Regions from separate parts of the Mus musculus genome. Here region 1 is linked to region 2. The links are chromatin loops, found by intact Hi-C in ENCODE. Cell type or tissue: gastrocnemius. All regions are shown on one strand. Links, peaks and the distances in the headings refer to the core of each region. The heading gives the core; the rest is flanking DNA.

Region 1 (8,339 bases), core at 193-8,192, 410 kb after region 2:
TGTTTACAGACCGACTCGGCAAGCTCTTTAATCTGCACATATTCTACCGGAGCGTGGACACGCCCACCCTCGGCTCCTTCAAAGACCGGAAATGCCTGTTGTATTTTCCTTTGTTCCTCCTTTGGAATGAACGAGTCTGTGCATTGCCTCTCTGTCCATTGCCTCTCTGCGCAGGGCTGACGCACTACGCAGGGCGGGGGCTCCGCATAGGGCGGAAGTGCACTATGACCTTGAAGCCGACTGCCCGGAGGCTGAGCAGCATGCTGGCCTTCGCCAGCCGCTTTTGGCTTTTTCCTTAACTGATTAGCTAGCATTTTATCTGGCTGGTACCCTTTTCTCTCATAATGAGCTGCTTCCTCCTCCAAGTCTGTTTCTTCAGAGGAGAATTCTTCATCTGATTCAGAGCTACTAAGAGCTGGCTCCTTGAGCTCATCTAGTGATGAGTATAGGCTCCTTCTCCTAGAGACCTCCGCTAATTGATCTTTTTTCTTTTCTTTTTTCTTTTCCTTCCTTCTAATCTCTCCCCAGGTATTCTTACCTGACCTAAACTTTTCCTCGGGTTCAAGACCCGTGGAAAGGCCTGTATACTTATTTTGTGTACCATATTTCCTCTTTGCTCCTACTCTCTCTCCCCGCTTTACTTCTGATAGATTGCCCTGAATTTCATCCAGAATTTTCAGCCCTGCCTTAACCGCTTGATAACATGTGAAAAGGAACAAAAAGGCTCCTAACACTAGAGAAAGTTCAAGGCCAAACATACCTTGTAAAGCTATTTCCCACTTTACTTCTGATAGACTGTCTTGAATTTCGTTAGAAAGTTCAAGGCCAGACGTACCTTGTAAAGCTATTTCCCACTTTACTTCTGATAGACTGTCTTGAATTTCGTTAGAAAGTTCAAGACCAGACTTACCTTGTAAAGCTATACTTACGGGTACCCTGTTCCCCAGCTGAAGAGTTCTGAATTCACGCAGTTGAATCCTTCTCAACAGTCTGTGTTGCGGGAAAACTTCATTACCACCGTTCCCCAGCTGAGGAGTTCTGAATCCAGGCTGGATCCTTCTCAACAGTCTGTTTTACGGGAACACTTCATTACCATGCCCCTTAGTTCTGGTTCCGGAATGAGGGATCTTCCTTGCGCCGGTGATGGTAACCGTCCCAGATTTTCTTGTCCCGGGTTTTCTCGTCCCAGGTCTTCTCGTCCCGGGTCTCAGCACCAACTCTTACACGCGTTTGCGACCGGCCAGGAAAGACGCAACAAACCGGAATCTTCTGCGGCAAAAGCTTTATTGCTTACATCTTCAGGAGTAAGAGAGCAAGAGCCAGAGCAAGAGCTCTATTGCTTACATCTTTAGGAGCCAGAGCGCAAGAGAGCAAGAGAGCAAGAGCAAGAGAGAGAATGGCGAAACCCCGTCCCTTTTAAGGAGAATTATCCTCCGCCTAGGACGTGTCACTCCCTGATTGGCTGCAGCCCATCGGCCGAGTTGTCTTCACGGGAAAGGCAGAGCACATGGAGTGGAGAACTACCCTTGGCACATGCGCAGATTATTTGTTTACCACTTAGAACACAGGATGTCAGCGCCATCTTGCAACGGCGAATGTGAGGGCGGCTCCCCACACCATAGACCCAAACTTATGAGATAAAATGAAGGTGGTTTTAAGAAGCAAGTTCATGGTACTAAGTGTCTACATAAAAAAACAAACAAACAAACAAACAAAAAGACTGAAGAGAGGTCATAATTTAACAGCACACCTGACAACAACAAAACAAAAAGAAGAAATAATGCCCCAAAGAGTAGATAGCAAGAAACAAACAAACAAAACAAAACAAACAAAAAACCCCCAAAAACAAACCAAACAACCAAAAGCAACCCAGGGCTGAAATCAATAAAACACAAACAAACAAACAATAGCAACAAAACAATTTTAAAAAAATCAATGAAACAAAGAGTTAGTTCTTTGGGTACATCAATAAGATTGATAAACCCTGAAATTAAATGAAAAGGTAGATGGAGAAGATCGAAATCAAAGAGGCCATGGAGAGAGTCCTCAGTGTTTTGTGACTTGCTTTGCTGGTTTCCATTCATAAAGACAACACAATGCATGCGTTTCAAAATTGGAAAAACAGTTGTGAGATATATTTTGTCAACCCTAATCACTCAACAAGTAGAGGCTAAGTCCTGTGTAAGTTACTGCATTATGGGCAGAAGTAATCATTATAATTTTGCTTTTACTCCAGTTTGAGTTTTTTACACACTAAGGTTCACAATTACCTAGTATTTATGAACTTTGTAAAATTCTTTCATTTTACATTACCCATATCTTCACAGTACTGTAAGTTTAGACAGGTGACCCTAGCTGTTGTGATAGCACATCCCTGTCATCCCAGCCCTCGATCAGCTGGGGTCACAAGGATCAGGAGTTTAGAGCCACCCTGGGCTTTGTGTTGAGATCCTGTTCAAAAGTAAAATCAGGATAACATACAATAACAAAAGAAGCACTACACCCCAATAAAAGGGGGATTTCGCATGACCTTCCCCTATAAGAACTAAAGTCTACAGCAGCAGGTGGATTCAAGGTACACACCTAGGGAGGATGAAACTATGACTCAAGCCCTCTCTCTTTCCCTCCCTTCCTTTACCCCTCTCAGGTTTTTACTACCTTTTAGAAACTAACCATCCGCTTATTTTAGTATGGATCCACTTTTTAAATAAGACTTATTCTTGATTTCACTTTGACAAACACCATTTTTAATTACCCATAAATTTTGTCAGTTTGAATTTCAACTGACAAGCTATTATCCATCGGAAGCATGTCATAGCCAAATACACTTCAGCACATCGGAGCTCTCTAAAGCTCCACCCTGCTTAGCCCTGAACCCACCAGCATCAGGCTTCACAAAGAACCTGTACCATCATTCCTCCTCTATCACGTCACTTTCTCTAAATTATTTTGACTGGTGAAACTTAAGCCAACTTCTGAGCATTTTGCCGAATCTAAAATTTAAAAGGTGACTGTACATGAAAAATGTGGAAAAGATTAAAACAAAACGGAAAGTCAGCCGGTTCTTCGGTGTGACTAAGCAATAGATTGAAATTACAGCATCCTAAGAATGAGTCATCTTCTGGCCAGTCTAATTTGGAGACAACCAACAATAACAGTTCTTGAGAATATTCTAAGACTCGGCAGATTACCCTGTACTTTGAAGTACAGGATGAAGAACTGTTTTAATCTTCCATCCTGCTTCTAATCAACAGAGTGACTGCTAGGAGCAGGGAGAAAAATGGCCCTGCATATTAACTATCACGTGATAAATTGTCATGCAGTGCTCTATGAATTTGTGAGAATGAGTCACTTACAAAATGGCATTAAAATTGCATTGAAAGAGCCATGACCTCATAGAAATCGGTGGGAAGGTGTGTTAGTTAGTGTGCTGTGGGGTGATGGTAACAAGTGGCTGGAGGAAGCGTTTATTTTGCACCACAGGTACAATCCAGGAGCACGGAGAAGGCATAGTAGTAGAGCAGCTCTACCTGTGGTGGGAACACAAGGCAGGGGTAACTGGCTGTCTCTGACTCAACAGGTCTTCTTGGGTCTATATCGAAGAGTAATGCACAGATAGTCATCAAAAGGGCTGGAGAAGAATGTTAATGAGTGGGATGGCTAGGTTATGTAGCAAAAGCATGGATATTTGTGACACATTCATGTGAGTCTCTTTACAAGAACACACTGCAGACTCTGTTTACAAGAACAAATATTTATGTTTATGGATGAACTCCATAAACATAAATATTCAATGGGGGAATCCAGTCAATCTCCAGTGATATTTTTAGCAATGTTCAGAGATGGGAAAAATAGAAATCATAGTGGAATTAATTTGGGGAATAGAGTCTACAGGACCAACAAAGAAACTTCTGGGCACTGACATAACCCTCTTTTTGGATCTGTATGGTAGGCCTGTGTTCATTTTGGGAAATTCATCAAGCTATCTACTTATTATTTGATCGTACTTACACATTTATAATCTATCAATAAGACAGTTCATTCCTGGGTAACATAAAGAATGTACAACTGCATACAGTTGGTTTACAGCACGTATGTTCACATCACCACGTGCTCATGCTCTTGCTAGTAATCTACTGTCGAGAAGCAGCTACTCATACTCGCAAAGAGTTGTAACAATTATACTCAGAGAAGTGATGTATTGGAGAAACCATAAACAGTTCTCAAAGGACTAGTAACACACATATGAGGGAACACTGCTAGTATTTTATGTTGAATATAGGTATTAATTTCATTTACTTACAGGAGACAATTCAAAGAAAAGATGGGTCTGAGTTTTGCTCTTTTGCTGATCTTCTCTTGGGAGTCACTGTAATATTCCTTTTGAGGAATTTCTTTTTCTGCACAATGTGTGTTTCAGGTTCTGCCCTCTCCTAGCCAGTAAGTGGGCATGCAAAGTAAACTGGGCCAAATGGATGCTCTCCTCTTAGAACTTAGATCCTGATGGAGTGAGACGATTCACCTTGCCAGCTACAGCCTGAGATGATTCTGCAACTTGGATCTTTTGGGGGGTATTTCTGCTTTTTGCACATTCCTAGTAGCAGTCTGTGTTTCTTTTCTAGCTGTGACTTAAAGAACTCCATCTTCATGACACACCCGTTCTCTGGTGAAGTCCCCTAGTTTCTGTGGACTGTAGCAGAAAGCAACCACAATACAGCTCTGTTCCCTAGACTCCAAATTAGTTTGTCCAAGTTCTGCTTCCAAAGCCTCACAGTGGAAGTTCTTTCTCTTCTCCCACTGACACACACTGAAAACTTTCTCAGTGAAATAACTTGTCTTTATGTTCTAGTCGTATCTTCCTGCAGGAGATGCACCTATTTCTTTCTTTACTTATTTTGTTGTGGCAGAGATGGAAACAGAACCCCAATCCTGCTAGGCAAGTATTCCACCATTGTGTTGTTTTCCTGGCCCCTTCCTTACAGAAAATACAAGTCATTTATCATTTTTTATACCACCAAAGATTCCTCTTTAGCAATTTGGCACAATCATTAGACTTTTCACTTAACACACAAACTTCTTGCTTATCAGTTTAAAGTGACTGAAGCATTGGATATGTGGGGAACCTTCAGAGCCAAGGTGTCTCCTTTCCTAGTGTCTATACCCAACATGATCATAGATAGTACTGTAACCAGTGTTATAAATTGTATGTGTGTGATCATATGTCCACACAGAGTGTGTGTGTGTGTGTGGGGGGGGGTTACCCTACAGGTGTCACAGCAGGCAGGGAAATGAACTGCAAAGAGGGTGAGAATGAAAACTCACCAACGTTTGACCTCGCCAACCTGAATTTCTAGTCTGATGCCAGGTGGTTTATTACAGGAATATTTAACCACACTAGAATTTGGAAAAAGGTTTCAGGGCAACAATCATCCCAATTCCAGGTGCAAATTAAGCTTAAGGTATGAGCTTTCTACCTCTATGTAATCATGAGGATGGGTTCTCTAACGTAAGGACCTAGGGTCTGGTGTGGTTTCTGACCAAGACAGTGTAGAGGTCAGCAGGCTATAAAATATACATGACATCTCCCCTAAAGATGGATTCTACTAACTGGGAGCTAAAGACAGTGGGCTAGGAAGGGAGAGTCTGGGATAAATGTTCTGGGGAATTTGGGTGAGGTCTGCCCCCACAGATAGCAAAAGCTCGCCAGTGACCAATAACAATATCCATTCTGGCCTCTGGGCAGAAAACAGGTATTTCATCCTCTGAGGAAACACCCCTGAGTGATTACCATTCCTGATTTCCCCAGTGACCTGTGGACATAAGGACCTTTGTGCACCCAACAAGGGAGAAGGAAAAAAGAAAGTATAACCAATTTAAATTGCCTTCGGATTTATCACAGGACACTAAAATCTTTCTTCAAACATTCCCTATGTCCCTTTATCTATTTGACATAATTTGAAGTGCTTCTACTTGTTAGGATATAGTTTTCATTGGTCAACTTTTGTGTGTGTGCATGAGCTACTACTGTCTGCCCTGTTCAGAGGCCAACTCAGTGGAGCTGATTCTCTCATTCCATCTTAGTGTGGGTTCTAAAGACTGAACCACTGTTGCCAGACATGTGCAGCGTGAGCCTCTATCCACTGAGCATCTTGCTAGCCCCCAAAGAATTATTTTCTCTTCCTTTGCATATGTTTCGATAAAGATGTTCAAACATTTTCTATTCCTTATGTGAATAAATTTCAACTTTCTATCTAAGAAAAATTAAGTGGAAATACCAACTTCTTATTTAAGCATGAATACTTACACATTTCTTTTTGTGGCCAATTATGTTTCTGTACCCAGCATTCTCTAAGTACAAACTATTCGGTCCATTATTACATGAAAAAAAAAAAAAACCCTATAATTACTAAAGAAATACTAAGGACTCTTAATGATTAAATTAGAACATAAATATAATGGGTTTTTGAAAAATAAGCCTAAAACCTTGCTGTGATTATTCTCTGGGCTACCTTTTACACTTAAGCCATGTGATAAATGGGATTTGTCGTGAGAGGTGAGTAGGTAGATGGTGGAGATGACAAGCATCCGTAGGATGTTGAGCTGCTAAATCTGGCTGATGTGCCCATGCGCATTCATGGTTTTCCTACTTTATTTTCTCCATGCTTGAAACTGTCTATAATAACGAACCTTCAAACTTCAAAATAGAAGCTGGTCAGACCTATAGCTCTGTGGCTAAGAGAGCTTTTTGCTCTTCCAGAGGACCCAAGTTCAGATCCAATCACCCATGCTGGACAGCTCACAACCAGCTGTAACTGTAAGTACAAAGGATCTGATGCTGCCTTCTGGCTCCCGGGTCCCTGTACATGCAGTGCACCTGCACAGGCATAACATACACATCCAGACACACAAATACACACATCAACAAAAACTTCTAAATATCCACTAGACAGCCAAAGAAACCTCTATAACATGACTCAAATATAATACAAACAAACCATTTTCTCTAAAACAAATCTCCACCTGGTCTGCACAGGATTATTTTTGCTATTCCATCTGCAGTCAGGTGAGAAATCAGATCACCAATCTACAACCACTTATAAGTGATTTGAAAGGCTGTTGTCGCCACCTGCTGGACAGTGACTTTGAGACAGTTACAAAGTATCTAGTTTTAACAAGTTATGAAATTTGCCCCTCCTGTATTACATTAGTATGCTAATTAGTGTTCTATTACAACACCTCCCACTACATGCCACTTGCTGAGGCATGTTTTTAAAAAAGCTGAGGCTTTTCAGAAAGTAGTCATCTTGTCATGGTCTTGTTTGTCTTACTGGACAACTTGCTTTCCACCGGGATAGCACAGGTTTAATTATTTAAAGACAGGGATAAACCAGAAAGTTAGAAACTTGTCCCAGATCTAGGTTCAGGGAACGTAGGCTTCTGTTATCTAAATCTTTAAAAATCTTGAAGCTGGAGAGATGGGTCTGGAATTGGGAGCACTTTTGTTCTTGCAGAGGACCCAGGTTCAATTCCCGGCACCCACATGATGGCTCATAACTATTTGTAATCCCAATTCCAGGGGCTTCAATACCCTCTTCTGATAGGCCCATACAAAATACTCATACACATATAATAGAATAAAGATAATTTTAAAATATTTAAATTTTTAATAGTTAAAAAATTTAATATTTGTAATTACAAATTAACAAAATTACAATATTGTAATTTGTAATATTTAAAATATTACAAATTTTGCAACCTTTTATAAATTGGGTAGTGAAGTACAACAGTGACTTTCACTCTGGTACTTTAGATCACTTGTGGAATTTTAGAATAAACTGATGCTGGTCTGAAAATCAGATTTCTTTTTATTAGAATCAGGGTTGACAGCACTGGTATCCACTAGAGTCCCCATTGTCCCACTACCTGATAAAAACTGCAGAATTCCAAGGTCAATCTCCTATTACTAGGTGAAGACCAGCTATTTGTTCTACGCAAACCTTCTAAGTAATCTGTATGGAAACTAACGTTTGGGATTCATCAGTACTTACTGTAAAACTTTAAACCCTTACTTAAGTCAATGGGAGGGCGATCCTGAAACAATTTAAATGGCTAGCAATTGAGGGACTGCCACAATAAAGCGATGAAGTGTTACTCATTTTCCATGAGGATTGAATAAAAGAAATGAGTACGTTCAAACAGCACACATGCAGGGCTAGAGATGGCTTAGCCGTGAAGAGCACTTGGTAAAAGACCTGGGTTCAGTTCCTAGCACCCAAATGGTGGCCCTTAACCATCTGTAACTCCAGCTCTAGGGCATCAGGAGCCCGCCTCTGACCACC
Region 2 (8,339 bases), core at 50-8,049:
TGAAGTCTTAGCCCCACGAGGTTCTTTGGGGGACTCCTGTGCCCCAGGCCTCAATGGGAACTGTTCAGCATTTGGGCTTCAAGGGGCTAAAGATGAGCCCAGTTCCAGCACCAAAAGTGGCTAGCCACTTACATTCAAGACATCCTCTTATCAAAGCACAGGAGCATCCCCCTTGTTATCTTCGCTTCTACTGTACTGTTCGGAGGAACTAAATTCCCCCATTCTCTTCTACCTTTCAATGAACAAGGTGGAACAGTGTTAACTGGACAGTGTGTCTGCAGCTTGTTCCACCCAGATGGTGTTTCCTCTGCTCATATTCACAACTCAGACAACACTCAGAAACCCAGAGGGTCAGATTCTCATCTCCTGCACAGCAGCGAGTTGAGGACAGCTGTCACAAAACCAGTGTGTCAGCAAGTAAAGGGAACACTAGTGTGAGCCTGGGTCTGGGCTTGGGTCACAGGTGCTGTGTCAAAATGACACAAAGCAGCCTGCTCACTGCAGACTCTTCTGGACTGACCCTGAAGGTAGAGTAGAGTTTGACATGCTCTTGTGCCTTTAAAGCCCTCCTCCATTCAGAAGGAATTTCCCCATTTAGAAGAGGATTAAGCAGGGCTCACTCCTGCTTATAGGAGGGTGTGGTATTCTTATTTTTAACCATAAAACGCTGAGGGCTCCAGTTGCTCTGTAATTGTCCCAAAGGCATAGCTGTCCCAGGGAGAGGCAGCGTCTGCAGGTTAGGACAATCCCCTACAGTAAAGAGTCACATTTCAGGCACTTGCACAGGTCTGGAATGTAATGAGCAAGAAAATTAGAATTTCCAACAGCAGCTGGTCTCCCCCACCCTGCTATGCTAACATAAAACAAGTAAGGACAACAAATTAAAAATATTTGCCCCATAAAAGATGTTTACAGACCATCCATGTAGGTACCGATAAATAGACAGAAAGTGCAATTTCAGCACCATGCTCAGCATGGTTTAGCCTCTTCCAATGTCAAAAACCACTATAATCAAATATTCTCAAAGTGCCATGCAATGTGTCTGAAAATTCATATGCTTCTAAACAATAAAATGATAAGAAGAAAATTGTTATAAACATAGGACTACTGAAAAGGGGAACAGGTTCTAGCCAAGACATTCTATTTTGGAACTTAAAGAGCCCATCTCTTTACCGATCAAAATAGACATTACGTAGAAAATGGGAAGACTTAATTTCCTAAAGCAATATTGAAGCTGTGATACATCAAATTAGTCAATTTTAATTATTTGGAATACCCAATACTCACCAATTAAAGACATCAAAAAGTGGGAGATTAAGCTTCATGGAAATAATTATAGAAGCTATTTTTTTTTAAATAACATCTGGCCAAAGATTAAGAATAAGAGTTTTTATCATACTCTATCACCTCTGACTACATCTAGATTCCAAGTCCTTTTCCCTCTGAGGTTCCCGCTCTGCTCTGGGCCAGCCTCTCCCTGACACTCACAATGGCTTCACGGGGCTCTCACCTTCCCTATTGGCTGTTCTCAGCCATGGTACCAGGAGGACATCAGATCTTGTTCCTCACCTGTCATGGCTTTCCACAACATGAAGTATAGAAGTCAGGTTCCCACAGAAATATTATATGTTCCAGATGCCTTTTGTAAACCCATCCCAGATTCAGGCTGCCATTCCTACTATCCCCCTGACCTCAATGAAAGGCACAGCTGTATTCTTAGGGGTCTTTGTGTATTTTGATTGGCCTCGTCTCTACAATCTCTCCATATTTAATTGCCCTTTGGCTTTCTAATCATCTTAACTGTTGCTAAGTGTAGAGTACTGTTAACTATAAGGCATGATGCTCTACAAAAAAATGTGGTAGAATCTGCCACCTTAGAAAACCTAGACTCCACATCCACCAAGTATATTCTCCTCTGTCCCTTCCTCTCCTCGCCACCCTGGAAACCACCGCTCTGCTTTCCTTTCCTACGAATCTGACTATCTTTCCGTTGCTGTACAAGGGGAGCCAGATCTTATTGGTCTACATCGTTCTTAGCTTATTTCCCTTTGAATGTTTAGAGGCTAATCTAGGTTGCACCTTATGACGGGACTACTTTTTTTTTGTATGGCTGTATCATATTGTATTGTGCAAGTGCACATGTACATCCACATGCACACACATCACACTGTAGTTCCTTTATCGCTTTTGTCCTCTGATGGACACTCAGGTTATTCCCAGTTCTCAGCTACTGTGAAGAATCGTCTGGGGCTTGCTAGAATTGCAGATTCGCGACTCCACAACCAGATTTACTGAATTAGAAAACTCAGAGTGAGTGCTAATGTATTTTAATAACTCTCCAGGTGGCTCCAAAACGTACTTAAGTCTGAGACCTTAAGAACCCTGATCTAGAAATAATTATACTCAACCGCTCAGCTCCTCTCCTAGAGGAAGCCCCTGTGACTCTCCCATGCTTCATTACACAAGGCACCCTCCTACTTGGCTCCGGAATGGTTGCTCTGCTGTGGCCTCGAGCACAGTAGGACTCCCTTGCTTATTTATTTGCCTAGCTACTCCTAGATGCAAAGATCCTTGAACTAGAAACTGTGTTTTAAGGTCACCAACTCTCCAGCATCTTCTTCAGCACTTGTCATGGGCACCCAGAGAAAATACCGAATACGCACAGGCAGACTCCTTTCAAACACACCTGTGAAATATTTGTGTGGACGATATAAAAATATTTCATCTGTATTTACCCCATGTCTTTACAATTTACCAAATATGTGCAAAGCTTCAGTGTTCAGAGGAGTTCAAACCACTGAACTGCGGCTGCATTTTGTCACACATAACAAGCATGCCTTACAGTTACAGCCCTAATTAACGTCAAAAGGAATATCAACTCTGTATGTTCTAAGTAATGTAGGCTAAATCACATTTTACAGTAAACTCACTTTTGAGAAATGCAAGGTTCAAACAGACAGACCCACTCTGCAAGTGTGCCGCCAGAGATTAAAGCTGAAGTCTCTTTAGAAGACCATGGCAAAGCAAATGGCAGGGCCTCCATGGCTTCTGGCCCATTTCTTTACCCCCACTCTAAACTCAAAATAACAGTGCTGTCTTTGCATTTGGCAAGAAATGTGTATGCACTTTTTTTTCCTTACAGTTTAGAGAAAATTCTGATCCAAGTTTCTCCAGTCAGAATGATGAATTATAGACTTTATAATGCTGCTGAATTATGATTTCTTTAAATTACAGTTTACGCTGGAAATGCCGATACTAGCTATTCATTAAAAACTTTCTGCTTTCCCCCTTTGTGTCTCTGTCATTCCCAGTCCTGTAATTTCTGAAACTATCACTGTTTTCTTTGTTGTGGCTCAAGGCTGATATCTTACCTCAAAGTGTAATTATGTGGGTGTTAACTAAAACGTGGACCCATAATAATTAATTTACAGGGTTTTGCATGCTCATGGCTGTGTCTGAAAGAAAAATCTAGCATTCTACCTACCCTAGAAATGGGGTTACAGTAGATTTAGTATTTCCTGCTTGTCTTAGCTGAGCTTTATAGGCTAATCCAGGTGGTACCATCATCCTTCATGCAATCCAGGCATTGCCACTGTAATATGATGTTGACATCGACAATATTTATGTTCAAGAATCATGCAATTGAGTCATTAGAATAGCACTAGGAAAATCTTAGTGTTTTAGGCTAGCTTATGATTTTGTGTCTGGGCTGCCTTTCATGTATCCCATGGGCCATGGATGGACATAAGCGCCAGATCTTTGCATGGGTCACATTCTTTTCCACAGAACATGCAAGGCCTTCTGGGATTGGGTGTAATGATCTTCGCACCTCCAATATGCTCTCCTCATTTCTCCAGGGCATCGCACTATCTGCTATTTCTCAGCCACCATTAGCTTTTTCACCTCAAGGTCTTCCATGTGCTCTGAACACCCTTGGCCATTCCTTCCTCTATCCTACCTTCCTTCCTCGCCCCAATACTCACTTGGATAACTGGTTGTTATTAATTTCTCTAGACTTAGCACTGACACCACCTTCTCCAGGAAGCTTACACTAGAAAGCCAGCTTCTTATAGAACTTTAATACACAAGGAACAGCTTTTCCAGCTAGGTGGCGCTATAACTGGCAGAATAAGCACACCCTAGAGGTGTATTAAAACCCAGGAAGGTTCTTTTACATACTCAGGGAGAGGCACTGTAGCTATATGGGGTTCCATAGGAGGCAAGGGGTGATGGTTGGGTGGTCAAGATAGGGTCTACATAATCTTTTATTCTGGGTGGGGCTCTAAGTTCCTTCTTCAGGCTAATAAGAAATGTTTTCCCAGGGCTGTTGTCTGGGTTTTGGGCAAAGCATTTACTATATCCCACACCAGGGCACTGGCTCACTTCGCTTCTGCATGAGTGAGCACTTTGTTCAAGAGGGAAACATTAGCCCTCCCATCCAACTCACGGTCATATGGAGAGATGTCCCCAAGGAGAGTTTAGGTGCCTCAGGCGCCTGAGGTAAGATTGCAATGTTGAACATGTGACTTTCCAGGTGTTCCTGGGCACTGGTGGCACTAGACACCTGAAAAACAAAATCATCATGGTGAGTCTTTCGTTTTCTACTGGGTAGAGCATGTTCACCCTTAATCTCCCTACTGAGCCATCTGCCTCTGAATTCTATATGTGCCAAGCCACAACTCAAATTAAGTATTTCAGGCAGTTTCTAAAGTCCAAGAGAGTATAAATAAGAAAGAAAATATAGAATTTCACCACCTAGAGTAGTTAGTAACACTCTCTTTATTTAACCAATGCTATGATATTTTGCTAGAGTAGTAAACAGTCTTGAAAGTGGATAAATTTTCTGGCTATAGGGTTTACCATGTGTCTATAGCATGATTTTTTTTCACTCCATTCCTTTCACCTATACCTAGTATATATACTGACACATGGACCATTAATCATACATCTCACACTCGTGGCTATACATTAGTAACATTTACAGTTAGGGCAGTGATCACAAACATTATTTGTTTGTTTGGCTTCAAAATGTTGAAAGCTGTGCTGAGGATAGTGGCGACGCCCTTAATCTCAGCCCTAGGGAAGCTAAAGTGATGAATTGGAGACTAAACATAGCTAAGTAGTGAGATCCTGTTAGAAACAAGCCCCCAGACCTGTGGTGGTCTCCATCACTTTCTCTAGCTCCTTCTCAGTGCTACTGGGATGCTGCCTCAAGTCTCTCTTGTCTCTACTGTTTCCTCAGGCTTGTCACACAAATGGTGGAGACTTGTGTAGTTACAGGTGGTTATATGAGTTCTTTACTTTACATAATATGAGAAGGCAGGGTACTGTACCCTGCACCCAATAGGAAAACCATCTTCTCGGCTATCCTCTAGATTAAGTCAGATGCCCACAGGATGGTTTCAAGATAGCCAGGTGTCTTCAAGGAGATGCCAATCGCATCTTGCTGTAAGTGATACCAATGACCACAGCCCTACTTCACTGATCAGCTAGTGTGGGCTTAGCTCTTAATAGCTTTTCAAAAGTGATCTTCCTATTCCCCACAAAGCAATAGTATTATCACACTTTGTACAGAGGAAATTGAAAAAAAAATAGAGCAATGTCTCAAAGTCAGAGTACTAAATAGTTCAGTTGAGTTTATACTCTTGCCATTGGCCAAGATGACCTTGGTAGATTTAAGAAATCAGGAGCTTGGGGGAGATATTCCCTTCTATTGTTAAGGCAAAGAAACAACATTGGTCAGGTTGTGAAACGTGGGTATATTAACAGAGCAAATGAGTCAGAGTAGCTTCCCAGTAAAGACACTGATAGTGAAATACAATGTTAGTGTTTTGCAAACCACATCTTCTGGGACTGCGTCAACAGGATCTGAATACATAGCTAGTTTCTTACACCAAAAATGACTGTGGATGTGCCTGCCGGCTCACTAGATCGACTCTATTTAAAGATGCTACTCGCCTTACATAAATCCCATCATACATGCAAAGTAACAGATGGGCTGCATTGATGGCTCATGACAGCAAATCAGCATTAAAATAGAATTAAATCTATGCAGCTCATTATATTACATTTCCTGCTTTAAAGTGGGGGGGGGGGGAGGAAGGGAAAAAACATTATGATACCATCCTTTTGGTTTAAAATCTTCCAGGTACACTAAGGTGATAAATGGGAAAATTTGCTAACCATTTACTTTAGCACATGGATAAATTGTCTGTGCATTTCAAATCAAAATATAAGGTATGCCTACAAAGTAATGAAACTTTAAAAACAGGCAGCTACACTTTTATGGCCAGGAGAACATCAGCTCAGAGTCGTTTCACACATAGAATAAAGATGCTGTCCCTGTTCAAAATCCCCCAAGCCCCCGCCTCTCAGAATGCTTCCAGAGGGAATTTCCAAATTGTTTTGTTTTTCTTTTTTTTAAGCCAAGCTCTCTACCTCATAACTAATCTTCTTAAGCAAGAACAGTGACGACTCTTTGACCTAGCACACCACAGGTTGGATGGTGTTTAGTTAATTTGTTATAGTGTAAACCCATATGCCTAAAATGATACTCTGTCATTCTTGAGGATATTTCTAAAGAATATCACCAACACTTTGAAAGCTATTTCAGGGTAGGAGTTCTGTCATGTTTTATGTAAGAAATGTGAAGACTCTATAGGGAACCACCTTCTAAGTAGTAATGTTCAGGCGTATGTCATAAATCTAGTGAGCAATCTTTGGTTTGAGACTGGGTTTCATGTATCTCAGGCTGGTCTTGAACTTGTTACGTAATGGAGGCCCTTGAATTCCTGATCTTTGCACTTAGAAAGTGCTTAGAAGTATAGATAAATACATGCCGCCATATCTGTCTTAAGAAGTCCTCTTTCTTTTCCCCTTTCCCTAAATCAGAAGCTTCTTGCTTATTTTCCAATATTTTATTTCACTCAGTAATCAAATTGCAAGGCAATCTGTTGTCATTTTAAGCAGGTGCTTAGAATCCCTTTCCAGGGAGAGCCTCCGTAGTGACAACACGCGGTCTTGACCCCTGTGAAGGGGAAGGCAGATCTGTGGGGTCTAGTTTGCTGAGGTGACTTCTTTTGATTGAGGTCTTTGCCTCAATCCTGACTCATTCTCTGAGGACCACTGCCATCCCAGGTGCTGAAATTGAGAAGTTAACTGGAGCAAAGGGCACAGAGCGTTTGTTCACTTTCATACATTTGATGTGCTGAAAATAACCTCATTTTAATAGTCTCCATATTTCTATCAACCGTCTCTTTGGAAAAGCACATGATTTATGCAATATAAATTAGTCAGGCACCAAAGACACACATGCCTGGCATTAGAAGTGGAGTACATCCTTAGGTGAAGGAAAACTGTGACTTGAAGGGGACACCAAGTGGGCTGATCACCGTGAGCAGATTTATTTCTTGATGTCTTATAGAATTCTCTGTTCTGTTTAAACAGCTTCTCACACACCGTCCCTTATTTCTTAGCATTTCTGTCTAAGTTTTTCTTCTAAGTCCTTCTTGCTATAGTTGTGTCTCATCCTGTTGTTCTTTTCAAGGAATCAGCATGGCACTCATTTGTCACTCCTGGTGTTGTCAAACGAACCAATTTCTTCTTTTTAGCTCTCCGTGGCCTTTCCGTGTGCTTTGCTAGGCCTCCGAGTCAAGCATTTGGTCTGCCTAGCTCTGTGTTCTCCTACTCAATAATAAGCAGTACCATCAGTTTTCTTGTGAATACAATTTTATATACTTCACGTAAGTCTTCAAAAGTTATTGTCTCCTCAATGGTTCTTAATGGCTCACTACTTTGGTGTTCTTTAAGAACATTTAAACTATACCATGTGGTTTAACAACCATGTTTACCTTTTTGTTATGACTTTGTTTATATCCAGCATCGCCAGACTGAACCTGCTATTCTTTGATATTCTTTAGCTTTTACAGTTCTCCTTATGGTCTGGTCTATCATCAATTTTTAATAAAAGATAATAACAGATCCCTAGGTAGTACCTATTCTTTTTCACCCTAATAAACACATTTACAAAATTCTTAATGCTATGAATTACGCTTCCCTCTTCTAGACAGACAAATTGAAGAAAATGGCCCACGTGGCCTGTGAATGAGGGTGGTTAGGAAGCAGAGGGCACCTGAAAGCGGAAGGAGTCACTCTGCGTGGGGGCTCCCAAGTGTCTGTACCACACAACGCCATCATCGATGTCCTGCTGGGTAAAGGTACTGATGGGGGTTGCCATCCTTCCATCAGGCAGGTGATGCCCTTCCTCCGCAGGACCGGCTGGACTGTCTGCAGGCAGATTCATCAGGAGGACCACCTCCCCTAGAGAAGCAGAGGCCATA

Evidence for each region. Peaks named below come from ENCODE experiments on the same cell type or tissue, not always from the same donor. Only the 100,000 strongest peaks of a DNase experiment are listed, where the experiment ranks them.
Region 1: it touches region 2 in a loop (8-fold over the local background); 13 of 42 quality-filtered maps call a loop at or near these places.

The regions. Positions count from the first base shown.
Region 1 is chr5:96,266,019-96,274,357 of GRCm38, reverse strand. Mrpl1 (mitochondrial ribosomal protein L1) reads right to left here. Exons shown (of 9, transcript NM_053158.3): 9 at 7,631-8,339. Among named protein-coding and RNA genes, the nearest start is that of Mrpl1, 60 kb to the right of the region's middle. In gastrocnemius, for the core only: a CTCF peak has its summit at 7,130 (motif pointing left); a DNase peak (open chromatin) is centred at 7,120.
Region 2 is chr5:96,673,492-96,681,830 of GRCm38, reverse strand. It overlaps Fras1 (Fraser extracellular matrix complex subunit 1), which reads right to left. Exons shown (of 74, transcript NM_175473.3): 31 at 8,132-8,319; 32 at 4,448-4,564. Among named protein-coding and RNA genes, the nearest start is that of Gm52781, 30 kb to the left of the region's middle. In gastrocnemius, for the core only: a CTCF peak has its summit at 4,106; a DNase peak (open chromatin) is centred at 4,113.